Linked DNA regions of Mus musculus: all the other regions are linked to region 3. Evidence: chromatin loops called from intact Hi-C (ENCODE). Cell type or tissue: left cerebral cortex. All regions are shown on one strand. Region 1 overlaps 8030451A03Rik (a long non-coding RNA gene). Region 2 has its middle 48 kb from the start of Gm23950. Region 3 holds the start of Tnc (tenascin C). Region 4 overlaps Gm31115 (a long non-coding RNA gene).

Evidence for each region. Peaks named below come from ENCODE experiments on the same cell type or tissue, not always from the same donor. Only the 100,000 strongest peaks of a DNase experiment are listed, where the experiment ranks them.
Region 1: a loop joins it to region 3, with 3 times the contacts of the local background. A loop is called at or near these places in 3 of 42 quality-filtered maps.
Region 2: it touches region 3 in a loop (2.7-fold over the local background); 2 of 42 quality-filtered maps call a loop at or near these places.
Region 4: it touches region 3 in a loop (3-fold over the local background); 2 of 42 quality-filtered maps call a loop at or near these places.

The regions. Positions count from the first base shown.
Region 1 is chr4:64,144,961-64,152,960 of GRCm38, reverse strand. 8030451A03Rik (a long non-coding RNA gene) reads right to left here. Exons shown (of 12, transcript XR_881356.2): 12 at 4,405-5,187. Among named protein-coding and RNA genes, the nearest start is that of Gm31115, 5.3 kb to the left of the region's middle. In left cerebral cortex, no CTCF peak of the experiment used is centred here; a DNase peak (open chromatin) is centred at 3,826.
Region 2 is chr4:64,489,089-64,497,088 of GRCm38, reverse strand. No RefSeq gene overlaps it. Among named protein-coding and RNA genes, the nearest start is that of Gm23950, 48 kb to the right of the region's middle. In left cerebral cortex, a CTCF peak has its summit at 4,301 (motif pointing right); a DNase peak (open chromatin) is centred at 4,395.
Region 3 is chr4:64,042,376-64,050,375 of GRCm38, reverse strand. It overlaps Tnc (tenascin C), which reads left to right and starts at 3,440. Exons shown (of 27, transcript NM_001369211.1): 1 at 3,440-3,627. All of the region lies in intron 4 of 8030451A03Rik (a long non-coding RNA gene), which reads right to left. In left cerebral cortex, no CTCF peak of the experiment used is centred here; DNase peaks (open chromatin) are centred at 1,911 and 3,252; H3K4me3 peaks cover 563 bases.
Region 4 is chr4:64,278,416-64,286,415 of GRCm38, reverse strand. Gm31115 (a long non-coding RNA gene) reads right to left here. Exons shown (of 3, transcript XR_390647.2): 2 at 1,674-1,760; 3 at 298-1,112. Among named protein-coding and RNA genes, the nearest start is that of Gm11217, 5.8 kb to the right of the region's middle. In left cerebral cortex, no CTCF peak of the experiment used is centred here; DNase peaks (open chromatin) are centred at 1,450, 3,327 and 3,829; H3K27ac peaks cover 601 bases.

The DNA.
Region 1 (8,000 bases), 100 kb before region 3:
GCCCTGGCCCTGGTCATGTGGGCATATGATAGAGCAGGCTCTCAGATACTGAACATCTGTAATGCACAGAAGCAAAAGAGGTCAAGTCTGTTGATTTATTTCCTCTGGGATGAGTCTAGTCTTCACCAGCATAGCCATTTATAAGGGAAGAAGTCTGTTGAAAGGAAAGGATTTATTTTTCAGAGCATAAAATATATCTCAGATATTTGACATAAGGGGACATTGAAGAGTTCTTTGGCAAGAGGGATACTGAAAACTGTTAGTTTCAGCTTCAAGTCAAATCAGAGTAGTGGCACCAAAGTCGTCAAACACCTTGGCAGTTTTTATTCTTCAAGTTGAGTGGTTTAATTCTTTCCCATCTCTCCTGGTGTGCCAGGATGTGACATTTGACATCTGAAAATTCCCTGATGTGCTATTCAAGGCTCTATCTGAACTAATGTTCAACTGTAGTTTCACCTGAGGAGGAGTGACTGGTAACCCCCCTTTTGTTTTCTTCATGTTGGCTCTGTCCTCCATTTGTCTTATTGTCCATCTTCCTTCCCTCTTTTTAGGATTGTTTTCAACAGAAAAGAAGCATTCTCTAAGAAGAACAATGATTTTTCGTTAGGGATTTAGTCTGTTTGGGAATGAATTGCAGTAAGACTGTCTCATGGTCCAGTGCTGACTTTGTTGTACATAACACAAAACCAAGGCTATGATAGCCATTGAAAAGATATACTTGAAATATGGAGGGTGGAGGGAAATATAGGAAAGTAAACAAAGAAAGGAAGGTAGGAGGGAGAAGGAATGGATGGAGGGGATAATGAGGGAAGAAAAGAGAGAGGGAGGGAGAAGTGGGAACAAGCAAAGTATCCAACATCACAAATCAATAAACTGATACAGTCCTTCCACTGTGGACTGTGACTATGCATGCCTGTCTCCAAAACAAAGCAAACCTGAGAATTCCTAATGCAGCAGTGCATTCCAGTACCTCAAACATATAAGCATGCAGAACAATCTAGTTTAAAGATGCATATAATTTCCCATGTGCAAAAAAAGAAGATCGTCTCATATTAAATTCATCTACTGTAAAATATACAAACAGGCCCTTGAACTGTTATATGACATGAATAACCCTGCTGCCTGCTAGTTTGATAGTTCTCAACTTTGGCCAATTTTGCTGCCAGGAGATACTTGTCAGTATCTTGAGACATTGATGAAGGCACTATGGGTGTGCCACATAATGTTGAAAGGGATATCCACTGGTGTTATCCATATGCACTTCTTGTTTAGGCAATGATATTATTGGGATTTCATGAGTGAGGCATCCCCATCATATCTAAAAGACACTGTCTTGGTCTCTTACAACCTTTCTACTACAATTTTCTAAGTCATACCCAGATGCTTAGGTGTAGGAGTTATACTGCAGATGTCCTAACTAGGTTTGGAATTTCCATAGCCACTTATTCTCTGCATTTAGATAAATATCTCTAAAAGTCTCCATTACAAAAACAAAAACAAAAACAAAAACAAAAACAAAAACAAAAACAAAAAACCATCCTCCACCCTACTTTTAAGTTTATGGTGAGAACTACAGTACCTGTGGTTTCAATGATAAGTAGTAGAATACAGACACAAACTATATTGATTTAGGTAAGTTCTTCTCTACAGTCTATGACCTCTTCAGACATTGATGGTTGTCTATGCATTTACATGCATATACCAGGCATGAGTTTGCTCCTACTGAGTGAACATCCTCCTGTTGAGTGAATTCCCTCCTGTTAATGACAATTAGAGAGTCGTTGGCAATCTTCAAAATAAAGTACCAGTATTAGGAATGTCTTATCAGGCTGGCCCTTGTGATAGTTGATTATACATCTGGGTATAACTATTCGTTACATTTTTGCCTTTGTTGTTTACAAAGCAACTTTGAATAGAATAAGAGCAAGTCCTTGGGGAAGAGCATCTAGGTTAAATCCAGCTTGATTTCTCTAAATCTTGTGTCCAGAGTATGTCATGTCTTCAGTTATAGAATCTTGCTTTCAAGTTCTGGGAGGCAACAAAAGGCAATGGCAATAGCCTATATAATATAATAGCCCATATTGTTTAGGGGCATCTCTTAAAAACCCCTGATTAACGACTAGATGGGAGATTTATTATAGAAACTCTATGGCTAATGAGAGGGAAGCGTTATCACCTCACTTGAGAAGTGTGTGTGTGTGTGTGTGTGTGTGTGTGTGTATTAACCTTGTAAAATGTTTCCCTATAGTTTCTCAAACATCTGAGCTATGTTTTAAGTCTCCTTGCCTCCACTCCCTCTACTCTCCTTCTCACCTTATGAAGTCACCTGCCTCCCGCCCCTCTCCCCCCCATTAGTCTCCTGTATCCGCCTCTCTATATCTCCTGCTCACAACTCTACTATGATCCCTTTCTATATTCTTGGTTTCTGTGGTTACTTCAAGTTACATCCTCAAACCTAAAGAGTCAGAATCACATTCTACATCTAAACAAGGGCATGTGCATTTTTTTCTTGGTCTGAATTATCTCATTTAGAAAAACAGTTTCCATTTCTATTCATTTACCTGGAAATTTCATTATTTCATTTTGCTTTGCATCTAAATAGTAATCCTTAGTGTATATGGATCACATTCATCATTTGAAGGATAATTAGGCTTTTTCCATTTCCTAGTTATTTTGACAGCAACAATGAACAACTGAGCAAGTTTCCCTACTGTTAGATAATAAGTTCTTTGGGTCCACCAAAGAACTGTATGGATGCATCATATGGCAGATTTTCTTTTAGCTCTTTGATAAATTTCTCAGTTCTTGAACTTTTATGCCTAAACATAAACTCCATAATCAGTGAAATGATTCTGCATCCATTAGTAAACTGTCCTAAGGTGACTGATTTTTAAACTTTTAATGATTCTAGCTACCATACATAAAAATTAATGAACTTGACAAAGAAATGAAAATGAGAATCTACTGTGGGAGACAGGTACTCATGACACAGTCTTTGACATAGTTCCCCTACCTCCAAGAGAAACATGTGCAAATGGAAATCAGGTTTTTTATTTTCCAGAAACATAATAGTTGTCTCCTTTGGGAGATTAATAACTAAGCATGCTGAAAATGAGAATCAATTATTTTCCTTAAAATATCTCATATGGTAGATAATTCTAGTATGGGTACTGTAGCTGATGAGAACTAGCTTTTCTTCTGACCAATACTCTGCTTTTTTGTTTTGCAGTGTTCTGTTTTGTTGTTGTTGTAGACATCTCTCAGGCTTGTAAAATGACTAAAGACAGACAGTTTGGGGGACAATAATTTCAGGATGTTGTGTGAGACTTATTTAGTATTAGCAGCTTCAAAAATCATACTTCTCAGAGCAGAATAATGATGGCCAGAGTCTCGCCCACCCTTTCATCTCATAACTTTCAGAAACCAGCCAAATCAGAGAGCCAACTGAAGCAGAAAGGGTGCCTCAGCCTCAACTTCTCATCAGTGCCATGCTTGCCAACTGCCACCGAAGCAAACTCCATTCCCACATGTCTCCAGTGGGATCTATGGTGGTTTCAGGAATTTGGATGCTGGCCTCAGATATCTTTCTGTATTACCATCATCTTGGATGAGGGGAAACCAACTCCAGGTGGAACCCATTCCAACACCCAGGAAGGAAGTGGCACATGATCAGATTCTCCTGACAAAGTAGAGTCCTTCTCCATGTAACACACTGAGACATGTGCCTGTTGTCATGGAGATTTCATAATGCAGCGCAAGTAAATGCAGACTGAATAGATTCCATCCAAAATGCCCTTGGAGGCCCACGGCTTTCATTCCCTTTCATCAGCAAGCCGGAGTCCAGCTGGAGCCAGAATTAGTGATGGGTAAAGAGCTGAAAAGGCTGTTGGTCCCTTTCCAGGGCACCTCCAACTTCTGTAAAGCTTCTTGGACTTGGAAGACTTCACTGGCAAGCTGTCCCGTGAGAGTCTCAGCTCTTCTTGGTTTTTTTCATTCTGGTCCATAAACCAGCATCTCACTTTGCATTTAGGAAAGAAGTGTGGAAGCTAATCACCACAGCTTTTAAGACTTTAAGACTTTGCAAAGAGGGAGGAAAAAAAAGGGATGTTTTGGGTAGAGACCAGAACATTATTTTGCTTCCAGCCTCTTTCCTCTTATTTAAGTACACACATACTGAACTAGCTTCCATAGCACAAGAGAAAACAATGTTCGCATTATTAAACATGATTTTTCTGTTTTTTAAAAAACAACTGCTATATGCAAAACATAAATCCAGAATACCTAGTTCTCTTCTGAAGATTTTATAATAATTAAAGTAAATGAAATAGTGTTTTCTTTTTAATTCTGCCTTCATACTGATGTGTCCAATCAAGTTATAAAAAGACTGTACCCATTTGCCCCATCCCATGGACAGAGCTGAACTGTGTTGTGAGGACAAAACAAATAACTATACAAGTGGCAGAGAATACATAACAGGAAATGTCTCAGGACACTTTGTTGGGCACAGGGAATGACATAGCCCTCAGGGAAGCAGATAACTGGACTGAGACAAGTCTAAAAACACTTTATATCCATTTCCTTAAATGTTACTACATTCCACATACAACACACATGCATGCACACATACACATGTTACATATGTGTGTATATATACATGTATGTTACACTTACATACACACATATACACAAACACACATTCCACCTCAATAAGAACAAGAAAGTTATACCAAAATGACTCAGTGACATCAGAAAATTACAACCCTTTTCTTTCTCTGAAGAAGTCTCAGAAATCCTAATTATATGTGACAAGCTGGGAAGACAGCCTTCACACGTCTCATGCAGAGCCTGGAGTGTGGAAAAGGAGAGGGAAACCGTGTCTTCTCATGTCGTGTTGCGGGAGGGGTTCTAAACTGTTGAGCTCCTTGTAGCTCACAGCTGTCCACTCATAAAATCAAGAGGAACACAAAACGGAGCAGGTGTGCAGGTGTAAATTTTCCAGAGCCTTCTGACACAGATAGCAACGTGGATCCAAAAGGGGAGAGGGCGTGGGGAAGGCTCATCACTTCCATTCAGCAAGCCGGAAGTCCAAGCCCTGGATGTAAGAGCCTCTCCACATCAGCCAGTTTCTCACTCTGCTTCAGCTGCCCAAGAATGCAGAGCCCAACACAAAGCATGCCTCTCCTCTCTCTAGAATGTAAAGAGACAAGTTATTTTGCAATTTAGATAGTAAAGTATTTACATTTTCGAACAAGTTATCATACTTATTTAAAGTAATAATGAATATATTTTGTCAATGAGTATTCTTTGAAATGCAAATTTTCATAAACTGATTTGTAAAAAAACTGACATCAGGCTGGGCCCATTTCAAGATATCCCACAGTTGGCCACAAACCCAGTGTCTTCACATTTTTCAACATGGGGAAGCACTGGTTGGTTATATTATTATTATCATTATTATTAATCAGCCACAAATGCTGATTTCCCTAACAAAAAAACTCTGCTTGGTCTTTTTTTTTTCTTTTATGTACATAACTTCCTTTTTTTCTTCTTCCTTCCTTCCCTGCTTTCTTCTTCCTTCCTTTATTCTTTATCTTTCCCTTTGTCTCTCTCCCTTTATTTCCTGCTTTTCACCTAAAATACATTCTGAACAGGTATGTTTTGAATTCCGTATTACAGGTAGCCAGGAACAATGTCATTACAAGATATAGCAACATTTTGCCTTTTTTTAAACTTCATTTCCTCTTTATTCAAATAACCTCTCTATATATCCTACTCTCATATAGATTTTCATGGATTTGTGGGGATTTTGCAGATTACTTTTGTTATTAAACAGAAAAGCATGAAGAATTTGAGGGTGCACAGCTTTAATCCCAGCACTCAGGATAGGGGCAGACTAATCTCTGATTTTGGAGATAGTCTGGTCTGCATAATAAGACCTTATCTCGGAAACTAAAAAAAAAGAGCTGGAGGAATGGATTAGCAGTTAAGAGCACTTTTTGGTCTATCCAAGGACCTGGAATCAATTACCAGAACCTGCATGGAGACTTTCAATAATTTGCAACTTCAATTCAAGGAGATCTGATGCCCTCTTCTTGTCTCCAGGGCCACCAAGCACGAACAAGGTACACAGGCATACATGTAGGCAAATCACCTTTGTAGGCAAATATACATTAAAAATAATGTAATAATAATGATAATACTACTAATAAAGCAATTGAGAAATTATTAAATCTTCTTAATGTGTGTATTTGATTACAAAATAACCCCTTCCTTAGTAAGCTTGAATTCTTTTGGATATAAAGACAGATTCTTGCAGGGAGCCATAATCAGCAGGGGGAAGGGACTGGGCTTCTTAGAGTGAAGAGTCAGCACCATTACTCAACACCTATATGAACTATATATTTCTAATGACCAAGGCAGTATCTTAGTTATCTTACTCAAGTCCAAGCATATATTTGAAACAGAACGAGTTCTGCATACATTTTGAGGAAGTGAGTGATTGAATAAATGAAGGAATGAATGAACTACTCCTCAAATCATTAACATATTGCTCACACTTGAATGATCTAGAGTATTGTTTTAAAATCTAAATGTACCCAAGTCACTTTCTTCACTAATAGGCACATTGTTTCTGGTGAGAGTCCCACCAGAGTGTTACTTGGGTAGACCAAGATGATAGCATCTTCAAGTTCAGGTTCATCATTTCAGTCTGCTACACAACAGTATCAATTAGTGAAAAACCAGTCCAACACTTAGTGGTATAGTAATGGTTTGTGAAGGCCAGTGCCAAGAATGTGGCCTGAGAGTTCCTGGTTTCACAGACAGCTCCCCTAGGAGAACAAAGCCTTCTCCTGGTTCACTGCCAATTACAACCCGCCTTCTAGCCCACAAAGTTTCTGAGAATTCAGTCATCTCCCCCCATACTAGAACTGGTACCATCTATTCAAAATCTACAGTTGTGGCATTTCCTTGGCTTTACTGTGTAATGAACCATTGCTAAGTGGAGAGAAAATGAACACATATAGGGCACGAGACAGAAAAGGAAGTGAAGAGACACTTGTGAGGATAAAACTCCCATCATTGAAACCATTGAAACCCAAGAATCTGAAAAGCTAATCTGCATTGAGCTGCTGGGATGCAAGGCACAGAGGCAAAGAGGCATACACAGATGACTCTTCTCTCAACAGCATGAGACAGAGTACAGCACAGTGCTTTCCATCACACTTTCAGTATATTCACTGACTACTCAAGATGCCCTACCACTGAAGTAATTCCTGAAGGACAGAAAGCTAACAGGGTCTACCACATTCCCCCATGCATCCTTTCAGCTTTCCCCCTCATTCTGAATATCTCTTCTGGTCCAGGATCTGGTACTTCAGAGATTCCCAATATATTCAAGTTTTGTATTTTTCTTTGCATAAGTGTCCAATCCATATTTAATTTATAGCACTTTCAGAATCATCATCAAGAGACCGTAAATCTTTTAATAATCTAGAGTAGGCTTGGAAAGCATGAGAATGCCTACTGGAGAGATAACTTTTTCTATGTCCTCCCAAACGTTTCAGGATAACAATTCATTTTAAGGTGGCATCATATTCACTCCAAGCTCTAGTCTCTCCCTTCCTCTCTCTCGTTTCCTTTGTACTCACTGTGCACATTGTACTTATGTTATATAGTTGATTGAAAGCATCACATCACTTTCTCCCCAATGTGACCTAGTGTTCCTGAAGACCCACGAAAATCTTGCCAGAGTGACTGTAAGTTCAAATCAGTTCCATCTTACATTAAAATATTAGGGGAAATAAGCCAATGATTCGATGGCATTCTTGGGACACCAATAGATTGAATCTTAAACCTCCTTAACTTGTCATGGCTTCCAAACTGTTTTCCTTTTCTTGTTTCTCTGCACACAGAATTTTCCTAAACAAAATAAGAATGTGTAGAATGAATGAGAGTGAGTTTCATGAAATGTAAAGGGTGGTGATGCTTCCTTATAGTAA
Region 2 (8,000 bases), 450 kb before region 3:
TGACTTCTGTCGGTGAAAAAGAGCCAGAACGTGCACTTTTTATGCCTAACTCTTTTTTCTATTTCTTCTTTAAATCACGCTCATCAAGAGAGAATAGTTTATCCAATTGGATTTCAACAGAGCTGAGGTTCCTGTTTTCCTATTAAATATCTATAGAATATAGAAATGCTTAGCTCTAGATTACTTAAGTAGGAATAGTAAACCTCTGACATTTTGCCAGGTGTTTGTTGTTTCTTTGAGATGGGGCCTCAAGGACATTGCTTAACTAGCTTTGGAATACAGATTTTTTCTACCTCAACCATCCAAGTACTGGAATTACAGGTAACTTTATTTGTTTCTCTGTTATGACATATACATATATGTGATATAAATATATATATATGTATATATATATATGTATATATATGTATATATACATATAATTAATAAAATAACTTTAACTGTCAAGGGTCAAAACAATCCTCCACATACAATAAAAAACATTGAGCCCAAAATTCTATAAAATAGAATTTGCTACCTCAGTTCGTGGATTCTTGGCTCCTACAGTAGGAGCTTCTGAGAGGGAAGAAATGTGCATTATTGCCAAATTCAGAATGCTTTAGAGATGAGGATATACAGACATGAACCATCCAGCTTCTATCCTCATCAGAGTCTATAGTGCTAAGTATCTTCATCACTTCTTTATTGCTTTGACAAGATAGCTGATAAAGGTTTGTTTGGGCTCAGTTTAAGGTATACCCTGTCCATCAGGGGAGGGCAGGCACAGCAGCAAGAGTGGCTGTGGGTTGGCCACAGAAGCCTAAAGGAGCACTTTGTATCTGCAGTCAGGAAGCAGAGAGGAATGCTGCTGCTCCACTCCCTTGCTTTCTCTTTTCTTTGTCTTATTTAGTTTAGGATCAGAGCAAAGGGATGGTTGTTCTCCCATTAGAGTCAGTCTTCTCACCTTTGTCAAACCCCTCAGGAAACACTTCTAAAGGCAGACCTGAAGATGTCTCATTGTGGTCCTAAATCCCAATATGTTGGTAATAAGGATTAAACATCACACTGAGTGACATCCATGAGAAGACTCATGACATAGTGTGAGTCTAGGCAACTCAAAAACAGTGAAGACCCTGACTTAACTCATAAATCAGGGGTGGTTTCTGGCTTTACCACCTATCAGCTGTACCAAATAGTTACTAGCAGTCTCCTCTTCAGTTGGAATATTAATATCAACTTTAGTGAATCACTTACAAGGCTATAGGATATGAATAATGTTTTCTGAAAAAAATCTTAGATGTTTCTATTTTTATTATTGTTTTAATTATTGCTTAAATACTTAACTCACTATATTGTAATACTGTACTTAAATATTGTAAATATAATATTGTAATATTATTACTTAAATATTTAACTCACTATAAATACTAATTGTATTATTTCACCAAACAAATCCTAAATATGAGTGCATGTAAATAGTTTTGCTGGATGCTCCAAAAATAATAGATATTAACAAAGGTAGTATTTTACTTAAATCAATTTGAGGATTGCTATTATTTATAGAATAAAAATTTGAAATCTTTCATATAACATCCTTAGACATAGTGTGTTGCCCCTATTTAAAAAGTATCAACCCCCATAGAGACACAAAATATTAAGTCACACTATGTTCCTAAACTTTGGTCCACCTATTTTTATCTATAGTATGCTTATGATTAGTTGCCTAATGTTTGGCTCTCTTGAAATTTTAGCTCCTTTTGGGTATGAATTCAAGCCTAGTTTGCAAACCCATTGTATCCCTGAAATGAAACAGAGTATCTCATAGTAAAAAGTCTGTTGCTTTGATCTAGATCTTGAATGTTCCCCCAAATTCCATATATAAAGTGTATGATGGCCATACTACTACAGGAGGTTGTGGAAGCTCTGTTGCTTAGATCATGTGAATCGTGAGGTCATCAGCATCCAAACCCCTTCCTCTTCTCTCTTTACTTCCAATCCACCATGAGGTGAAAAAGCTTCTCTCAACATAGCTTCCTGTGATGATGACCAGTTTTACTCCAAATTCTATGTGATGGAATCACGTGACTATAAATTATCCCACTCCTCCTCCAGATCATGAGCTAAAATGAGTCTTTATTCCGTATCTCAAGCACTTCTCTTGCCTTGCCACTGACTAAATATTGGGTAGTAATTGGGTTTTAGAAATGAAAGATTCTATGACAGACAAAGTTATTCTGTGTGAAAAGAACTTAGAGAATGACAACAGCCTTTAAAGAGAGTGTAACCATTAAACTTGGCTTTATAGCCAGCCTTACAAAACAATACAAGGACAGAAAAATAAATCATTCATGGAAGTCCTAAGTGTTTTTAATGTGTTTAATACCCATTCTTTATCTGTAAATTTATCTACTTATTTCCCACTATGTAGCCCTAGCTGGACTGGAACTCATCATATAGAAAAGGATGGCCTTGACCTCATAGAGATCCATTGTTTTCTGAGTGCAGGGTCTTACTTGACATTTATACCAGAGAGAAGTTACATCCGGGCTATATAAGTAAAATCATCTGCCAAACATATATAAGACACTGAAGTGAACATCTATCTTTCCCACAGATTCTGTTTTATATGATGAAGATAACACAGAAAAGCTTTTAAACTATAATGATAAAAATTGATTGAAAGAAGAGTAAGTAATGTAGAATAAAGAGGAGATAAAAATGAAGGTAAGATGAAGAGAGAAGGGGAGAAGTTAAGAAGAAGATGCTAAAGAAGAAGAAGAAAAAATAATTTCATATTCTTTGTCATGAATGTAAATCTTGATATATGTGTGTATATAACTTTATATAAATACTATCAGAGTAATTAATATTTTCCTTACATTAAAGAAAGAAGAACTGACTTCCATACAGAAAAAAAAATCCCTTTCAAAGCCATAGGATAATATGAAGTTTATTTTAATGGTAACATTTTGATGCACTGACTACTAAAAAGCATTTATTTTATATCTATAATTGATAAATGCAACATTCTGTTCTGGGACTAATACAACTATGTTTTAAAAAGACAGTTATATCCCAGTAGAGCATTCACTGGGATAAAGCATACTGCAGAGACCTAGCTGGTGGTATCCATCAACAAGGGCATCTTTGCCTTTCTCTTAGGAAGACTAAGAGAAAATAGGAAAAATAGTGGTCAATTTCAACACCATGGGTTTCTCTTCACTTCATCTTGATGTGTAATATACTCTCGTGCAGCTAAGCAATAGAAAATTGAAGGTTTCACAAGCTAAAATGATTGAGTGGTGAGACTGCAGATTGGAGCCAGGAAAATATCAAGGCAGAATGGGGCTGTGCACTTGGACTTTTGTTCATAATTGCTGCAACATGCTGATTTTAATACTTAGATGATATCTATTTAAGACATAGCACCCATGCTATACCATGAGTTAAAAAAAATAAAAAACAATTTTTCCACTGTCTCCTCAGCTCTGCATTCAATAAAACAGACCACTTTATGAGTATTTTCATCAGGGCCAGAAAACACTAAACATTATCCTACCAACTACCATCCTGACTTGGTTGTCAAACTTTCATCAATATTTCATTGTACAAATAGCATCTATGTGTCAATCATAATTTGTCTCTCTGTAAAGGGGACAAAAAGGTGAAATGATGTTAAAGACTTCTGGCAACCTGGGTGATAGAGCACCAATAGCTTAAAACATGGCAGGTTTGAACCAAACTACAGATGCTGGCTATGCAGTGCCCCTCAGATTTTCAGAAAGTTTCTTTGCCTCCTTAAGCCTCAGATCCTTCTTATGTAGAATTCATTGAGTAACAAAATGCTTATGTCTTCCTGTATATTGAGTGCAAGTATGAAAACCATGAAGCAATATAGAGATTCTCAGTGCTAAATCAGCACTGTTCCTATGCCTGTGAGCCACAAATAGAAAGAATTAACATATTTATTTATATTTTTTATATGGAATCTTGTTAGGTTTTTTTTTCTGCTTAAATCATAACTTTGAGTTTCTTGGTGTTATTTGATTGACATTCTTTGCAAACTGTTCCCATATTTACATTAATACATACTCTAATTTCTAATTCTAACAAGTGACATTATGTTTTATAAAAGTAAACTAAACACAAAAAGCATAAGTCAATTTACTTTACAATATGAATAAAGAACTTATTCAGAAGGTTCATAGTAGCAGGGTGTGTGTCAGTATGTTATGCATTTAACATTAACTGTTCCTGCTACAAGAGCATGGTCTATATCAGTAATCTATGGACAACTGCAGAACCTTCCTTGTACCACCAGAGAGCAGTAAATAGCCATTATTCAAGATTTAAAAAATTGCCCTGTAATTGCAATTGGTTCTTTTCCTCTATACAGCATCCTGGCAAATACTCAGTAAGTCTTGGCTGTCCAAATTGTTAGATGAAGTTACTGAAAGAAGGGAACCCTTTGCCAGAATAAGTCCTGTAAGCTTATTGGAGTTGCATAAAGGGGACATGCTTTTCAAAGTAAGCACACAAATATTATCTCAACACTGCTTTTAAGGGAAGAATTAGTTGAGACACACCTAATCACAAGACTTGTCCAGTATCACCCAATGAATTGACAGCATAGCTGGAGCCAGAGTTGTGGACCCTAACTCATCTGTGAGTTAATACGCAAGTATCTGTAGAGCATTCTGGAGTCATTCTCACCCTGTACCACTGAAATGGAGAATACATATTTCAGAAAAGTCTCTCATGCTGAGATTGATGAAGACCTCTGAGCATGGTGCTTCTATTTGGATATTGCCTTGGTGATCCTGGGATTACTGCTTCTCTCAAGAGACAAATAAGTAGGTAACATGAAAGGGAGTTATTAAAAGAAAACTTAAATGCATTTTTTTTCAGGGATATAACCATGGTGCAGGAATTTGATAAGTTTGGACACAGTACACAAAAGACCTCCAGTAGAAATTAACTGTATTCATCCATTCTCATTTTCTTGTCTCAAGAAAAAATATTATGGCACATTTTAGCAAGCCAACTGGGTAATTGTACACAAAATCACAAAGTTGATTGCAGTGGGGAAAAAAACTGTAATCAAATTTTATTTATTTTTTGTTTTATAAAACATATTCCAGAAACACAGTTTTGTCCTTTGGATTATATGCCTAGCCATTAGAACCTGAACCATCTCCTCTACCCCAGAAATTGCCTTTTGATTCACCCCCCAGAGGTCTTGTAAAGGTAATAGAACAAAGCAGAGTACCTCAGAAAAGTCAAGGCACCCTTGGAAACTTTAAAATCTGTTGATTAGCATCTTCTGGGTAAATTTCTTTTGTATTACAGACATCAAAGACAGTCAGAAGAAATCTAAGAAACTGATGCCACAGCACTTGGGCATATGGGCTTGTAGTACAGAGGGAAGACACTCTAAATACTTGCAGAAAAAAAAAATCTGCCTGTCTGACATAAAGTTCCAAGGAAAGGAAGGACATTCAAGACTCCTAGACAATGACACATAGCATTCTGCTATCAACTTGGCCAGAATTATTTTGCCTATCTGATATATGATAGGTTTGAGAAGCTATTGTGGGAGTGGGTGGGTTAGGGAGCAAGGGGAGTGGGGAGGGAATAGGGGACATTCAGGGAGGAAACTAGGAAAGTAAATAGCATTTTGAAAAGTAAGTGAGCATCCACTTCTGTATTTGCCAGGCACTGGCATAGCCTCATAGGAGACAGCTATATCAGGGTCCTTTCAGCAAAATCTTGCTGACATATGCAATAGTGTCTGGGTTTGGTGGCTGATTATGGGATGGATCCCCAGGTGGGGTAGTCTCTGGATAGTCCATCCTTTCATCTTAGCTCCAAGATGGAACACAGGGTCCCCAATGGAGAAGCTAGAGAAAGCAACCAAGGAGCTGAAAGGGTCTGCAACCCTATAGGTGGAACAACAATATGAACGTCTCAGGACCCCCAGAGCTCCTATCTCTAGCTGCATATGTAGCAGAAGATGGCCTAGTCGGTTATCACTGGGAAGAGAGGCCCCTTGGTATTGCAAACTTTATATGCCCCAATACAGGGGAATGCCAAGGCCAAGAAATGGGAGTGGGTGGGTAGGGGAGCAGGGTGGAGGGAGGGTATAGGGAACTTTTGGGATAGCATTTGAAATGTATATAAAGAAAATATCTAATTAAAAAAAGAAAAAGAAAAGTAAGTGAAGAAAATATCTAATAATTAAAAAAAAGAAAAGTCTTTTCAAACTTAGAAGGGAGGCATGAGACGAAGTGGCAAGAGGGGCCAGCATGAGTGGTGAGAATGAAGATTAGTAGCAGGTTCCAGTAAGAGCATTTTGGCAGATGAAGGCAATAGTGAAAAACTACCTGACAGCATGTTCTTGCTTTAACGTAGCGCTAGGGCTGAATTCCTTACTAGGTTCCCCCGAGATCTCATTTATTAAGGTTGATGTTGTTTTGCTGTTTCTCAACTCTTTTGGAAAGTGATAATGTAGTCCAAAAATTCAGGGTACCTTTTCATTTTATAGTTGTGCATGATAGAAAGAATAAACTCTATCTATCCCACCAAAACTCAATCTCCGAGAGAGATGTTAACTACCACTTACTTCAGAGGCAATATGTCTCCTGAGTCTCATTTCACTGGGCATCTCCTATGTCCCCTGCTCCTGAGGCCACAGGAAAGTCTCATTAACTTGAATTTTACATAGTCACTATCTGCACCCCCAAACTCAGGCCCTCATATTCAGTACAGTTTCTATTCATGCAGAGGACTTTGCACTTCATCCCATTCCCCGTCCTGAAATGTACTCTTCTTTCCTCAGCTTTAGCATAGATGTCACCTCCCCCTACAGTCTATCCTGACTCACTTACAATGGTATGCCTTTCTGTGCCTGTCCTGTACTTTCAGAGAACCTGCTTCTCCTGGAACACCTGTCACAGTGCCTTAAAAAGCCTATTGTTTGCCTCTGCTTCATAGCACAGAAATAGATTTTAGCAAATAGTTTGTGTGGGTAGATTGTTCTTCATCATCCAGCTAATTTGTAGATTTTGAAAAAAAAAACTAACATATTCTCATGAAAGGATTAGATAGATAAACAAATATTTTAATGAAGTGCTGCATACAGCTTATCAGAATATAATGGGTGGCATTGGGGATATGAGCTCCAGTGAAACATGTGACCCTTTGGTTCCGTGGCAGCATGAGACACCCTAGTTCTGTTTCTCAATCATATTCCCACACCCTATAATTGCCCAAAGGTCAAGTGAGGTCTGCCTGAGGAGGGAGCCCATTTTCTTCTGGAAAGTATTCGCTGCTCCTATTTTGCAGTCTTCTGCCTCTGATGTTGTCAGCAAAGCCAGGAGCTTCTGGGATCTCTATTAGTCCCAGACTGCGTGAACAGACTCTGGGACAGAGGCTGCAGCTGGGAAGAATGTCCCTGGTGTGAACAGAGCTGCTTTGAAGATATATGAAGAAAACAGGTGGCATTTTTCTCCCATGAGAAGGCCAGGCAGCCAGGTGTGGAGGGAAATAAATGACAGCCAAGCTTGTATTGTCCCTGAGAATTGGTGGACAATGTAAAAAATTGAGCCTGAAATTTAAAGGTACATGTTCCACATTAAATACTTTTACTATTTAAATAACTTTAGACATGGAGCCTATATTTTATAGCTTTTTTTAAATTAGGATAATACAAGTTGTTAACATAAGTGTTCTATAAATCAAGTGAAGTGACCTACAGTATCTACTTATAAGATTTATGAGTCTTTAACAGTCTATCCTCCATCTCTATCTGTCTGTATATCATCATCTATGTATCTATCATCTCTGTATGTATATATCTATCTAATATCTATTATCTATCTATTTATCTATCTATCTATCTGTCTGTCTGTCTGTCTGTCTGTCTGTCTGTCTCTACATATCTATTCTCTATATAAGATGTTTGAACATATCCTCTAGACTTTAAGCACAATATAATCTCAAAATTCTTAAAACCAACATAG
Region 3 (8,000 bases):
ATCCATGGTATATAAAAATATTTTTTTAAAAATCCAAAAGAGCAAATTCATTCAGCATATGGGCAAAAGAGCTAAATGGACAGTTCCCAAAAGATTAAATAACTAGCAATAAATACATGGGAACTGCTTAGGCTACTTCTCGATCAGGGAAACAAACATCCAAACTGCTAGAAGGATCCATCTGACCCCAGTCAGAAAAGCTGTCCTGAAGAAAACAAAGTCCAACCAACAGTTATTGGCAAGGGTGTCTTTTGCTGCTAATGGGAATGTGAATTCAATTCACCCAATAACTATGAAAATCTCTGTGGAGGAAGTTCAATAGGTTGAAACTAGGGCTATGGCAGTTAGCCTGAAATATCGGAGTCAGTTTACTGTGGAGATTCTGGAGTAGCCACATTGATCATGGCACCACTCACAATCCATCTACCTGTCATCTGCAGACGAGAGGAGGAGGAGGAGGAGGAAGAGAAGGCACTAGATACACCCAGAGAAGTTTTATTCAGCCATAAAGAAAAATACAGCTACGCCATTTGCAGAAAAATAAACAGAACTGGAGATCACCTTGCTAAGTCAAATAAGCTAAACTCATGCAGGAAGACAAGCACTGCACGTTTCTCTTACATATGCAAATTAGGAGCGAGAAACAAGCAAATGGAGCAGGACAGTCAGGGGTATGGAGGGCAAGGGTAGGCAAGGCATTAGAAGACTGATTATCACAGTATTATGTGCACTATGGAAACAGCACAACAAATGCAATCACTCAGTATTATTACTCTATGTAAAGTATAAAGAGTCCAGGGGGACAGAACAGTGTCTAGTCTGAGCAGTCCTCCTCACTGTAAGGCTGAAGTATAGCTAGAATTATGATGTTTCTCAGCACTTTGGGAGAAAACTTTTTTTGTTAGTGAAAGGGTCTCTTGTTTGTTCTTGGAGGTTTTGGTTGGTTGGTTCTGTTTGTTTGTCTTCTAGAGAAGGTTTCAGTCTAGGCTGGCCCAGACTCATGCTGACTCCCAGGCTTGAACCTCTCAAATGCCATGATCACGACAGGATGAGCCTCCATAACCTGCTGAACATTCATTTTACAAGTAGATTGCAGTACAGCAGAGGCTGAACCTCCAGCCAAGGGGATAGCATGGGCTAGGCCGAGGCTCCTCACATATATGTAGCAGATGTGCAGCTTGGTCTTCACGTGGCCCCCCACCTCCTCACAACTGGAGCAGGGGCTGTCTCTGAATCTGTTTCTTGTCTGTGGATCCCACTCCTCTAGCTGGGCCACCTTGTCTGGCCTCCGTGGGAGAAAATTCACCTGCAGAGAGATTTGCTATGTCAGGGTGGGGTGACACCTAGGGCCTGGCCCCCTTCCCAGGTAAAAGGGATGGGGGAAATGGGGGAAAGAGCTGTAGGGCAGGCACTGGGAGGAGAGGGAGGCTGGATACTGGGATGTGGAGTGAATAAATAAATTAATGGAAAAAAAGATAGATCTCAGGTGTCATGTGACACATTTCTGTGACCACTGATGGTTATAGTCTTATGTGTCAGGATCACCATCCTCAGGGCCTCCCATCTGACTTCGCTTTCCAGTAATAGGTTAAGCAGTTTGTGGTAGCTGTGAATTCATGATTGACTATAGAACACTAAGAATTGTTGGGGACCAGGGATGTCAAGTCTGGAACATTCTTAGAAGCCCTATTAATCACACGGCTTTTAGCAGACTCTCTCAGCTTACCTTGTTCAGACATAAGAAAATGGTTACAAATAAATTGATTATATATTTATTGTATATAAACATAGCTCATAGGACACATGGAGTAAAGACATGTCTAACACTTTCTCTGCTAACTGAGAAGAGGTAGCCTGGGTCTGCTTAGGAAAGCCTAGAGGCGTGGAAGCATTCACTACTGGTGGAAAGACAGGCTTGTGCCACTGAAATATGTTTTGGCTAACACGCAGAATGAAAAAATTCCCAAAGCAACCAACATCTGAATCAGCCCAAATGGTTTAAAAGTTCAAATGAGTCGTTTTACGACATGACTATTTATGGCTGTTCCTGATGTCTGAGCGGTGTGTGTGTGTGTGTGTGTGGGGGGGGGGGGGATAGGGAACACTTAAGCAGGCAGTCTTCGAGTCCTGGAATCGGTGCCACCCTAGGGATAGCCTAATTTTGTCTTGCTTTATTCTCCCAGGGAGATTGAAACTAAATGTTATGAGAAAGGCTGAAGGATGGTATCAATCAGTAAGTGGATGGTTGAAATTTCCGATAATAGTTGTTAATTAAAACATCAGAAGTCTCTTCTAAATTACAGAACAAAGAGATGCATTTTCCACAGTCCAGCAAAGCAGCTGTGTCTGTTGTCATGGGTGACAGTTTCCTACTTAAGCATCACTCACTGTTTCTGGTCACCAATGTGTCATGGAGCCATGAATTCTAAGTGCTTCCCAGGCACAATTCCTTGATGGCATTAAACTGCTTCTCTAAATTGCAGGGTATAAGCACTGTCCCAAACAAGCCCAGAAGTACCGTGAGCTGAGCTTGGCCCCAGGTGCCTTGGGGATACTTTAACATGCTAAATGAGGACTTCAACCTAAATAGTGTTACCTTTTGAAATATATTAGTGCTTCTCTAAGAAAAAAAAAAAAAAGTCTTCACTCAGCACCTAGGTACACTGAGAGCTCAGGAGTACACCCTGAGCTAAGTACTACACCCTACTTAGTAGACCCTACTAAGTAGAAAGCACTTAGTATGTGGCATAAACAATGTCAAAAAGTGACTCCTGAGGGGACATTGGGATCTGGATAAAGATTCCTCCAGGCAGCTGGGCACCGCTGGGTCCTGCTTCAGAAAAGCTCACTTTTCTAAGCTCCCAGTATGGTTCCCACCTGCTGAGAACTAATCTTGGGTTATCTCCAAGCTGGCCAAGAGAAACCTGAACTGCCCCGGGCTTGCTCAACTCTCCTCGATCTCCTCTTTCCAGGAACTCAGGTTCAGCCCTCAGGCTTTCTCCGAGGTGCCACCCCGCAGCTGCTGCCCAGAGCCTGAGGGAACCCAGGTCGTGTTTCCAGCTTGCTCTAGTCCAGGAGCAGCGCCAGGATCCAGTTCCCTCATATCCCAGTTCCCAAGGCTTCTGTTTCACAATTAGAATACTCATTTGTGGAGCAATGCAAAAATCACACTTCACTAACAACTACTCTGCGGGGGCGGAGGGAGCTGAAATTCCTACTTTTTTTTTTCTTCACTATAAATTGTATGCAAATGGTCCGTTAGCTGGCGGCGCGCCTGGAGTGAGTGCGTCTTTCATGAGCTAACCCTGTTCCGCTGGGAGGGCTGTGCCTTTAACTCACCAACTGAAAAAAAAAAAAGTGGGAAAGGATGTCTGGAGGCGAGGCGTCCCATTACAGAGGAAGGAGCTCCCTATATAAGCCTGCCAAAGCTGGCTGCTCCGGCCACAGCCTGCCTACTGTCACGCGTCTCTCCCGCGCGCAGACACACACCCTAGCCTCTGGTGGGCACAGACAGTGGCTGGGAAGACGCTAGGGACCGCGCGCTTGGGAACTCGTTGTGGCTTAACCCAGGTACTTCTTCACGGAGCTGGTGCACCCAGAGACTTTGCTTTTCCCGACCTGGAAAAGGTGAGTCTGTTGATCCCATCACCCAGGATCTTTCTGGTGTGCTCCTGGCATTCCCGGTACCCAGTAAGATGTGGGTTTGTAACTATAAAACTTTTGTTTAATTTCCAAGCCCGGTGTGATCAGATGCGGCCCGATTATTCTGTGCTTGCCCTCCTGCGGTCATGTATTTGGTATGGATCTGTCAATAGTCAGAGGAACTCAGGGAACTTTTGGTAAAGTTTTGTCTCTGCCTTTCTTTGGAGGAAATGTCTTACTTTAACTCTTACCCTTTTACCTCGTTGATTCTCACCTGTGGATTTTCCCCTTTTGGAGCGTTAGAGAAGTTGCATTTTAAAGTGGCATTCACTCACAGCACTTGGGTGGGATGAGTACCACGTACCCGTAGTAGGGAGAACACAACCGTGCATCTACACAGTCTCAGCACTTGACAGTTTTCGTTCCCCTCTTGTCCCATTTGATCCTCAGTGTCCACTCTGGGGAAAGATAAGAGCTGGATACCAGAGCTAGGAGATGAGTTCTGGGCACGGATGAAAAGCCCACAGGCTGTAAGATGAAACTGGTGGGCACGTCTGTGGGTTCTTGAAGCAGGGTGCCATCCTCCTGATTCAGAGACCTCAGGTGGGGCATGTGTAGAAGGTTTGGAGGCATCTGAACCCCATATTGCTCCCAAATCGGCCTCCCTCCTGACACTTTATCCCAGAACCCCAGTAACATATTCCCTTCCCTGGTGAACTTTGGAAAGAGCACAGAGATTCCTCTATGCCATCGTTGTGACAGGGGGAATAAGAGGTTGGGGTTTGACCCTAGAAGTGGCTTGGGCATTCCCACTAGTGCCACTACAACATAAATGTGTCAGGAAAATATGTAACTTCTATGGACCTTAGTTTCCACTTCTCTAAAGTGGGGACAGCAGCTCCCCTTATAATGAGGAGCGAATGAGGAACAAAAAAGATCAAATCAGCAACTGGGCAATCTCTGTCATGGCCCAAAGCTGCCAACACCCTGGACGTGAAAAGCGGGGCCTCTTAACCCAGTTTTTCAGTGTGTCTGCTTACCCCCAAAGCCTCTGCCTTCTTATCTTGCCCAATCTGAGACAGCCTGCTAGCCTGGCACGTAGTGTTTTACAAGCAAGGGGTGTGTTGGCACCATTAGGAGAAAAGGTGGCAGCCTCGGGCTTGATGTGAATCTGGAGTTCTGACTCCAGAATGTCCTCAGGCATTTACAGGCTGAAGTGCTTGGCTATGGAGTGCTGTGTGGCTGGTGGTCTTTGGAATCAGATTCTTTGCCTCAGAGGATGAGCCAGACTGGGAGCTCTCTTTAAGAGTGAATGCCTCTTTTTCGTGTGTTTTCGTGGAATCTTTTTTTTTCTTTGTTTTATAGAGCTTTCCCTATATGCACCTTAGAAATGAAAGCTGCTCCCCACCCCACTGCCTTTCCTGAGATGCAACAAAGCTCACCAGGGCTGGTGAGAGGCATGCTCTGTCTAAATAAGCTGATGGAAAGTTCTCCTGTCCTATGAACCAAGGCTTTCGAAGGGCATGGGGGATGGGGGTAGTGTGCCTTGGCCTGGTACATTCCAAGAATGTGACCACATCTAGGGAAAGAAGGGGGTGCAGTGTGTGAATATTCTCTGGGTTACTCAAATGGGGTGAGCACGAGAGAGAGAGAGAGAGAGAGAGAGAGAGAGACAGAGACAGAGACAGAGACAGAGACAGAGACAGAGAGAATGGGTGAAGCCAAGCTTGGTAATCACCCACTCCCTCATTTGTTCAAAACACCTAGCTTCGCGCTCTTGGCCTCTCTTTCCCCTGTCTCAAGAGGTGACAAGGCTTCCATCCATCAGTTTTGTCACTCATACAAAGAGGGTGAGGAGTTACCTCTCCTGGGGCTCTGTGACATACACACCAGAAGAGTTCAATAGACAGAGGTGTTTCTGTTTACCTTGTTACTAGATCACAGATACTTTCAAGATTAATGTCCTAAACAAATGTTTGTCAAGTTTAACAATAGAAGCAGTTATTAATAAATTATGAACAACCCTCCTCCCTGAGTTTCTGACAGATAAAAATGAGGTTGCATGGGCTAACATGGGGTTAAGGGGTGCAAACACACTATTCATACCCCTGGAACATTTTTACCACATTGCAAACAATGGGACACACAGCTCCAGATCTCACAGCTAGGCAGTGCTTACTCAGATCAGTGTTCTGAAATCCAGCAGCTATGGGAGTAAGGACAGTTCCCCAAATGAAACAGGAGACAGGAATTTTAGAGGCTTAAGAAAGGTTGGTTACTTCAATCAATGTCAGTAATCACTATAGCCAGCATAGAATTAACCAGTGTATGAGCTATAGGCTCTTGATGCTTCCCTGGGCATCATGGTATCAAATGGCCACAGCAGGTCTCTGGAGCATGGGTGTACTTATAAGACAGAGAGACTCACAGAGCAGAGAGATTGGGTCTTGGAACTCAAGTGATAGGGCCAGAATCTAAGCTCATATCTTTCTTTGGAGGCTGTGCTTCTTTTCAACGTGTCAGCTTCTTGTATAGCCCTCAGAGGGAAAGCACTTCCCTTCTGACAAAATATGCCCCACCAGGCAGACTGTGGCCACCCATAAATACAGCAATAGCCTGATCATATAACCAGAATAGAATTTGGAAAGGGAACTCAGGCTGACAGAATGAAAAACATACTCCCTGAATCCTATCCGTTCTCATGTTCGCTGTGAACTAAAACCACCTCTCATCTCTCTTCCCGCAGTTTCATGAACTTACAAACTGGCTTTCACAAAGCATAAAGGCTCCTCCATACTGAGGCTGTATGGGTTTGAAAAGTAGAACTTGAGAAACAAATATTTAGTTGGTTCTCCATATACAGTTCCTCTATGGTAGTCAGACACTGACATAAAATAGCTAATAGTCAGGGATGAAGTGTGACACAGTGATGGGGAAGACTGTCTACTTAGTTTTCTAATACTGCAAATTATGAATCAACAGCTCCATTTAATAGATGGAGAAACTGAGGCTCAAGGAAGCTGAGTAGCTCAGCCCAGGATCTTCTCACAAGAGTCAGAACTGGCTGCAAACCCAAACTTTCTAAGTAAAACGCCACCGTTTTGTCTCTTGTGTCACGCTGCCTCTTGATGTCAGACTTGGCTACCCAAGTGCAGAACTGTGCACGGTGTCCTTTGGGGAATGGCCAGAAGAGCACACAAGACTCCAGCTGGCATTGGTGCCTCTTGATTTCACAGAGGAGCCCTGCAGCTATCGTTTTTCATGGTGCACAAGAAAGGTTAGCTGGTGGTAGTGCAACCCAATGCTTAGAAACGGAAACATTCCAATTTCAGCTGAGGGACAGGGTGAGTGAGGGAGAAAGGAGAGAGAGAGAGAGAGACAGAGACAGAGACACAGAGACAGAGACGGAGGGACAGACAGAGACAGACAGAGACAGACAGACAGACATAGACAGACAGAGACAGCAGAGAGAAACAGAGACAGGAAGATAGAGACAGAAACACAAAGAGAAAGACAGAGAGGAAGACAGAGTGAGCAGAAAGAGAGAAAAATCACACACACACACACGAGAGAGAGAGAGAGAGAGAGAGAGAGAGAGAGAGAGAGAGAGAGAGAGAGAAAGGGGGTGGCAAGGTTGCAGTCATGTCCTTCCTAGTGATTTTCATGGCATCAGCCCACACTTCCCATGGCTGTGCAGGTGGGAGCTACAAAAGGGAGAAAAGGGAGACAGCCATACCTGCATCTTCTAAGGTGTAGGAGAGCTAAATGTGTGGTTTTAAGGGGGCTGCTGGGGAGATAAAAATGGGGCTCTCCCAGGTCTCTAACAGAAGTCAGGGAACAGCTATAGCCTCCATGCCACTGATTCTGCCGAAGCCTCAAAGAGGAAGATTGTGATTCAAACACCTCTCACCACACAAAGATAGCTGGGAATCCCCTTGAATCCCGTCCCAGACCAGTCCAAACACCTTCAACATGTGGAAAACATTACATGAAGGCCCCTTTCCAAGAAGGAAAACCCCTTAATGTATAGTGAGACGAGCCTCCTAAAAATCCCAATCCTTTACAACACAAAGCACACTGGTGACTTTGCCTTCTATGAAATCTGCACACACCCTATGACTTCTTGTGGAGGAGAAACCACTGCATAGTTCTCTTGATTCCGAGCCTGGCGCTCAGACTTTTGTTCAGTTATACCCTTAAATCTAATCATCTTTGTTCTTTCTCCTTTTCTGCCATATATACTTCCTAGAGCAGTGGTTCTCGACTATCCTCATGCTGTGATCCTTTAATACAGTTTCTCATGTTGTGATGACGTCCCCCCCCCCGAAATAAAATTATTTTTGTTCCTTCATAACTTT
Region 4 (8,000 bases), 240 kb before region 3:
AAATTTCTTTATAATGGGAGTAATGTCAGCAGGAAAGCTTACTACAGGTGGTTGAAATGCTTCTTCATGCTCCTCCCCTATACAACCAAAAACATCTAGAACATAGAAATCCTTTAATAAGCCTGTAGTGTTCAAGACAGATTGCCAGGGTTCAGCAGAGATATTACAGACACAGTAGCCTTAAAGAGAAGGGACTTAGCTGTGACATTTACCATAGCATGGTTTCACCATCCTATCTTTCTAGAGAACATTAACCTTGAACGAATTTGAAAAAGAAATACACTGAACACAAAGAGATTTACAGAAACTTGCTATCAATCAATTAATCAATCAATAAAATAGAAATAAAGCAAGATTAAATTGTTAAATGGCTAACAGTTAAAGGTTTCAACTTTTATACAGTACCCAAAGCCCAGTCTTCTAAGCATTTCAGGCCTTTCAAATAAGAATGAGGCATTCATAATTTCTGTGTCATTTCTGGAAATGGCCTCTTATGGAAGACATGTGTCACCTTCTTTTGAGATTCTTGTCTCTGTGTTAGGAACTTTCCATATGGCTTTCACTTGGGATTTTTGTTATATCTTGAACAATTCTTACCTTCTATTGTCACCTAATTTTTATTAGAATGTCTCCTTACTGCCTGTGTGCTCATTATTTTCATGCAAGGGTCATCAAGGTGACTAATGACCCTTCAAATCTGGAGTAGCTGGAAAATATCCCCCTCCACTGTCCTCAAGTAATGTGCATTCCTTTTTGCTTGTACTTTTATTCCTTTGTTAGTGAGTGACTTGTTCCATGCTTAACTAATTATTAAAAATGTGACAATGTGCTTGTTAAACAATGATGTGCAGAGTGAAAGATACAGAAGCAAAACTTCCAGAAAGTTCTCTCAAGTTCTTTGAAGATCGTATTCATCTTGATTTTGAGGTTGTTTTCCAAAAACACATTCACTAAATTTAACATTTCCATTCCTGTGACCATGTGCCTAGTCCTTCTGTTTTGAGAATTTGGAAGATCAGTTTGGCTCCCTCACAGACTACACATGTCAGAAGTCTTTTGATTTATGAACCAGTGAATGCCATCTTCACTCTTCACGTTTCTCTTTTCCAGACCTAAAATAGACAGATTAGATGGAGAGAAAAAAAAAAACGTGTGGGTTAAATTGCAAAAAGGCATGAAGAACATTAAACAGACCCTGCTCCTGACCCCTGGTTTCCATCTGCATCTTCTCTCCCTTTTCCTGGAGCCAATAGCAACCTAGACTCCCCATTCTTAATTGTTGTGCTGCTGGATGCTCATCTCGGGCTTAGGATACTTCCAAAATCTCTGTAACCAGCTCCAGCTCGAGCGAGTTTCTGCATCATTTCCACAGGCCAGCTGTGCCATCCTCCATAGAAATATATCCAAGTTCACGGTATAGGTGGAGAACCATTTTTACTTTCACTTAAGATAGACTTCATTTCTCCTGTCTTTTTTTTTTCTTTCAGGCATTTTTGAAAGACTCATGGAGAGAATGCCTCATCTCTAAGTGAGTTTGCAAACCAAATTCTCCTCTTGGAATGCCTATACATCCTCTTCTTAAGAACCATCCACAGTGCCCTCATAATTTCTGTTGTTCTACTTCCAACTTCAGTAAGCCAGAATGAGCAGAAAAGGCAACATGAAGAGTGTACCTGTGACAAAATACAGAAGCTTGGATTTGTCATCCATTATCCTGGCCCAGTCCTCCTTAATAGGAATCACAATATTTACTCAGCCTCCTGTAATGAAAGATAATCATTTTGAAAGACACTTTTTCTCATATTTTACTAAACATTCAGTAGAACTGAAACATTCAAGAGGAGAAAATGGTTCTGTAGTTACTTCGTAAGGCCTCTTGTGTTTGTTCTGTTCCTGGTATAGTCCTCTTTATCATGTCACCTGCAGCCTGTTGGAGCCTCTACAGTGTTATAGCTCAAAGCCTGGTGAATAGCACTACTCAAGAGTTAGGAAATCAATTTACATTTAAACTGCCCGTTGTGCAGAACAAGCTCTAATTTTATAAGCTAAGGCCCATCTTTCTCTGAAAACTGTTTCTTCACCCCTGTAATTTCTCACTACAGATTTTCTTTCCAAGATACAGAAGGCATCAGAATTGGCTTTCCTGTGTTTGTGCAGGCACACCAAGTGGTAATAAATATACACCAGTTTAAAAAGTCCACTACCTGTGAGAAGAGATGTTGAGAAATAAGAAATGACTTGGATATGAAAATAATTTCCTTAGTTAAAAGCTAAGGGATTTTCATTCCCATCTTTACACAAAGCTCAAGAACCCCATTCCTTATTCAACACAGGCTTGAAATAAGAATAAAATATTACATGACAAGTTTAAAGTGACTGCACAGGACCATCATCCCATTTCTGGAGGTCTCCTGTGGAAAGTATGCGTCACTTTTTTTTCTTTTTTTGTAAAGTCATCTCTCATTTTTCCCCTTAGGTGGGGCACTTCTATATGCCGAGGAACAGAGCCTTCTACTTGAGAGATTCATGCTTCCAAGAATCTAATTCTGATGTCAACTGGAAATTTTGTCACACAGAGTGACTCAAGGTCAAGAAAGACACTTTGCTAGGTATCAAGACAGTCAATAAAAGACCTAATAGAAACTTCAAGACTTTGCTCCATCCCTTGCAAGCCACATTTCCTAAGATAAATCACTTAATCTCTATGACTTCCTATCTTTATTCTTAATGCAGAACTAATACATTTATTTCATATAATTAGCCATGCAGTGTATTATCATAATGTCTATGGCAGAAAGCAAATACTCGATACATACCCACTACTATGTACAGAATCTCAATCCTTTTCTCTCCCTCCCCTCTACTTCCATTCCCTGTCCTCTCCTCATGTCAATTTTGTCCACACCATGGTGTCTGTATCCTTTAGCCACCTCTATGAAGTAGGTGTTTGTGACCATTGCTCCACATAATCATATGATAAAATGAATCACGGCTATTACTTCACTTATCCAAGATATAAGATAAGAAGAGAAATCAATAGAGCTTGTGTTTGACTCAAAGCATGTGTTCTTAGATTCTATGGCTGCTTCATTTCAGAATAACCCTCTATCAATCCAAATCAAAGTCCCTGAAGTACCCCTTACATCAGGTTTATAAAGGAAAATTTACAAGATCAGAACCCATATTTATCAAGCAGAGATATGCCCACAAAGTAGCAAAACCATTCCAGTTGCCCATCTCTATGTCACCATACAGAATGAAGCCATTAGCATCTGTGACTCACTTTATCACCCACTTCTGAATCCTCCCACATGCAAAGCAGAATCACGTTGAATATTATTCTGTAATGAGAGGTAGATTTGCTTCTTACAATCACTGTGACTTTTCTTCTTAACGTACTTGTTTCTTTTCTGATCCTTTGCAGAAAATGTAAGTCTTCATTAATAGATCCTTTCATCAAAATGGGGGAGGACAAGTGATGAGGACACATTTGGGTGTCCAGGAAAAAAGGATGCCAGGAAAAGAGAGACATGTGGAAGGAAGGCAAAGGGCCATGGAACAATTTAAGACTAAGTGCTGTTCTGCCATTCTCGGCTGTTAGCTGGCAGTGCCAAGAGCTAGGCTGTCAGCAGTTAAGCAGGCCAAGCCAGGGCCCTCCCTGTCTGTCTCTGGGGCCATTTCCCAAGCATTCTACTGTCTTGGCTAGCCAGAGATTAACTCCAAAGTACACTGCCCCTGTTTGGCTCTGCATCCTCTGGTCCCAAACACCAAGCCATGGCTTGAGCCAACACAGCTTTTCTTCCTCAGAACTCCTTGCACAATGAATTTGTGACCATCTGTCTCCTGCTCTATTTGCTTTCCTGCACAGAATCAAAATTATCCCTGCAGCCCAAACAGCCCATAACTCAATGTCTGACTCATACTTGGTGCTTAGTGACTGCTGGTTTGTTTGAGAGGCACATAGGTATGGAGAAAAATACATAAGCCTTAGAATAACTCCACATGAAGTTGAGAATGAACCCTTCCTCTTAGTCATGGTGACACCTTCAAAAGAGGTGTCATTTCCCCAAAGGATGTCACTTCATTATTTACTATTAGAAATAATGGTAATTTGTCTGAGTCAATATTGCTGTGTAGACCACATGAAATTATACAGGGCAAAGATTACAAACTAACTGTGACTCCTTTCTATAGACTCCTAATTAGCCTCATGTCCCTCTATTGAAGCTGCCATTCTGACTGAAGAATATGTTAGAGGCTCGGGATGACTGCCTCCCCAAGGTTGCCTTAAGCTTTCTATGTACTTTTAAATGGCTCTTTACACAATTATTGCAATCTCCTACATTCAATCACCAACCATTCACTCATGTATATTTCACTTAAAAAATATTCATTACTTATTATTGACCAGGATCGAAGGTAAATTCTAAAAATGTCACAGTGTGCAAAGCAATAAGAAAATTTTGATGCTTATAAATTTATGGGAGAGAAGACCATTTACAAATCAGCATTCAATTGTTTTATTGAATAAATAAATGAAAAATATAACCAGGTAACCAGGGATAAACAACAGTGTGTGTGTGTGTGTGTGTGTGTGTGTGTGTGTGTGTGTGTGTGTGTGTGTGTGATAGTTTAGTGGGAACACAATGCTTAAAAATAATGGAGTCTTTCATGGGTACAAGTCAATTCAACAGCTTAAAGAATGGATGAGACATAAGCAGGTTAAATGTACATCTGTTTAATGTGTAATTGGAGCTTTGGTGAAGGGAGGCAATGCAGACCAAAGCTTCCCTGGAAGGTTTTCAGAAGAATGACCAATGGGGCACAAAAGAACTTAACACCCTAAAAGCTACTTGCAGGACAGATTTTTAAATGACCCATTTTGTTACTTCTTATGTCTGTCTTTCTTTTCCCTAATGGCTTGTATCAATTCTCACAGCTTTGCTGGAAGAAGGAAAGAATGAGAAACAAGAAAAGGCATAGAGAGGACAGAAGAAACATGATGAAAAGGAGACTGAAGCTGAAGCACTGCTTGTAAGCAGGGAGCATTCATTTTCACCAAGCCTGATCTTGCTCCTTGGTTCCCTGACTCATCACAGCCTTATAGCACTCCCCCTCAGACCTCAATGGTGAACTTGTCTGAGCCTCTTAATATTCAGTTCTCTCTGTATCCATTTATTGAGTAACCAAAGTCTGATGTCCAGCCCTCTTCCTACCACTGATCTCCCTGCCTAAGATCAGACACTGACCACCCTGAACAGACAACATTTGTGAGGGTTTCTCCATAGACTCCCACACATCCAACTCCCCAGAACAAGCTGAGATTTGAGTTTCTGAAGTCTGACTCAGATCATATTCTCTTTGATTAAAGTCGTGTAATGGAAATTTCTTTTCATGAACAAAAAGCCTAAAATCCCATTCTTGTCACCAGGATTGGCCATTTAATTTCCATGTGGTAATTGAAAAGAAAATTTAAGAATTTCAAAGGAATGAGAACAGAGCATTTAATAAAGCATGAGGTACTTTTTTAATTTTTGAAAAACTGTGTGGCACTGGTTTCATTATAACATTTTCATATGTCTATTTCATTTTGCTTTGCTCACAATGATCTCACTACTACTTGTTCCCCACTCCCTCTGGGTGGTTACTTTTTTGCTTTCAAATACTCCCCTCCTGCTTTAATGTTATATGTTTTTATATACATGACATATGTAGATATATTATATGTACCATATAATATATGGTTTTATTATATGGTACATAATATTATTCTAGATTACACACACACATACACAATACTCGTATATCATAGTCTGAATTCTTACCATGATGACCTTCAGTTTGTTCCATTTCCCAGAAAATGCCAAAATGTTCTTTATGGCTGAGTAGAAATATACAGGCAAGAACAAAGTTTAAGTTCAAGTATGCAAATGGCAAAGATCACATGTCCTTTCCAGACTTGGAAGTTGTGAGTTCCTAGGTCTTGTGTACACTGTTCTTCTGCATCTCTTAGGAACTCCCACACTCTCAGGTACAATCTGTTTTGTATACTATCACAGCCTTTCTCTGTGCACATTGCCCCTTCTGAGACCACTTCATCTTCTGGGTCAACTAGTTCTTATTTGTTGATATCTATCCATAACCTCATTTTCTTTCCCTGATACTGACAGACATAGGTTCTAACTTTGGATTACCACAGTCCTGACCTTCCTCCTGGTAATAGAACTTACTGAATTTCATTGACAATATTTGTTTTGTATTTTCTTTACCAGATTTTGCATTCTAGAGAGGTTGAGACAAGATCTTCTGGCTCTATGTGTGGTATCTATATAAATACTTAATTCTGTGATTATTTGCACTAAATAATATATGCATGTAATCTACATATTTCTATGGTTTGGGTACATTTTGATTGATTAATCCCTAATGTGGCAGAATTAAGAGGCAATTGAACCCTAGGTCCAAAGTTAACTTCAATGTGAAATAGACAGAACAGTGGATCTCAACCTTCCTTATGCTATGACCCTGTAGTGCAGTAGCCAAACATCAGGAGCTCAGAAGTCTTGTGGAAGTGTTGGGGATAAAATTGAGCAAGCCTGGGGGGTAAAGGACAGGAAGACCTACAGATCAACTAACTTGGGCCCATAGAGGTGCACAGAGACTGAACCACCAACCAAAAAACATGCAGAGACTGGACCTATGCCCCCTCTCCCATATATTTGTTTCAGATGTGCAGCTTGACCTTCATGTAAGTCCCCTAACAATTAGAGCAGGGGAATTCTCTGACTCTGTTGCATGCCATTGGATCCCTTCCTCTACTTGGACTGCCTAGTTGGGCCTCAGTGAGAGAAGAGGTTCTTTGTCCTACAGAGACTAGATGTCCCAGGTTGGGGTGGTACCCAAGGGATCTTCCCATTCTCTTAGAAGAAGGTGGGCTAATGGGGAGAGAGACTTATAATGGCAGGACTAGGAAGAGAGGAAGGGTGTACAATTGGGATGTAATATGAATAAAATAAAAATAGATTATGGAATGAAGGAAAACATCATAAAATCTATTTATTAACACATTTGGTATTTGTTATTAAAAAGTACAAAAAAGCCAATTCTTTAAAAAAAATAATTCAGTTACTCATTTTGTGCTGACCCCCAACCACAGAATTATTTTTGTTGCTACTTCATAACTGTAATTTTACTACTATTATAAATTGTAAGGTAAATATACACTTTGCAGGCTTTTGGATATGTGGCCCTCAAAGAAGTCATGATCTGATGGTTGAGAAGTGCTACCCTCAGAAAGGATAAATGTAGTCCTGATGAGGCCCCAGTAGAAAATCTTGTCTGCCCTCTGGTTTCTCCTTCTCACCAAATGATATCTTCCTCTCACAACACCTTCCTCCTGATGCTATGGACTATGAGGTGCTCATGCCAGAGGCCTAACAGATGCAGCAGACAAGTCTTAGACTTTTAGCATACAAGTCTGAGCCAGCCAACTGAACCTTTTTTTGTAAGCTATCTATCTTCAGATATTTTAAAATAGAAAAAAAAAGGAAAGACAAAGACAAATACTAATATAACTTTACTAGCTTGCACAAAACCACAGCTAGCAAATGAAGGGGACAGTACTCTGAGCTGATTTCTTTTAATTCCAAACCCTATATTCCAAGTCAGAATACTTTACTCGTTCTAAAACTTCAGGTAAATACATGAATACAAGATGTGGTATGCTGAATCATAACCCCCCAAAATGATATTTTAATACTTAGGGCTTTGTGACTGTTACATTATGTGATAAAATAAAGTTTTACAGCTGTGAATGTTGATGATCAGTATGTAAGGAGATGATCCTGGCCTTCCTGGGTTACCCTAAATGCACACACATAAGTCTTTTGAAAAAGTAGAGGAGTATTTAGATACAGAACACAATGTCATATATCCACAGAAGCAGAGCCTGGAATTATAGAAGTTATCATAATAGAAACTTGTAGGCATGAATAGATGTA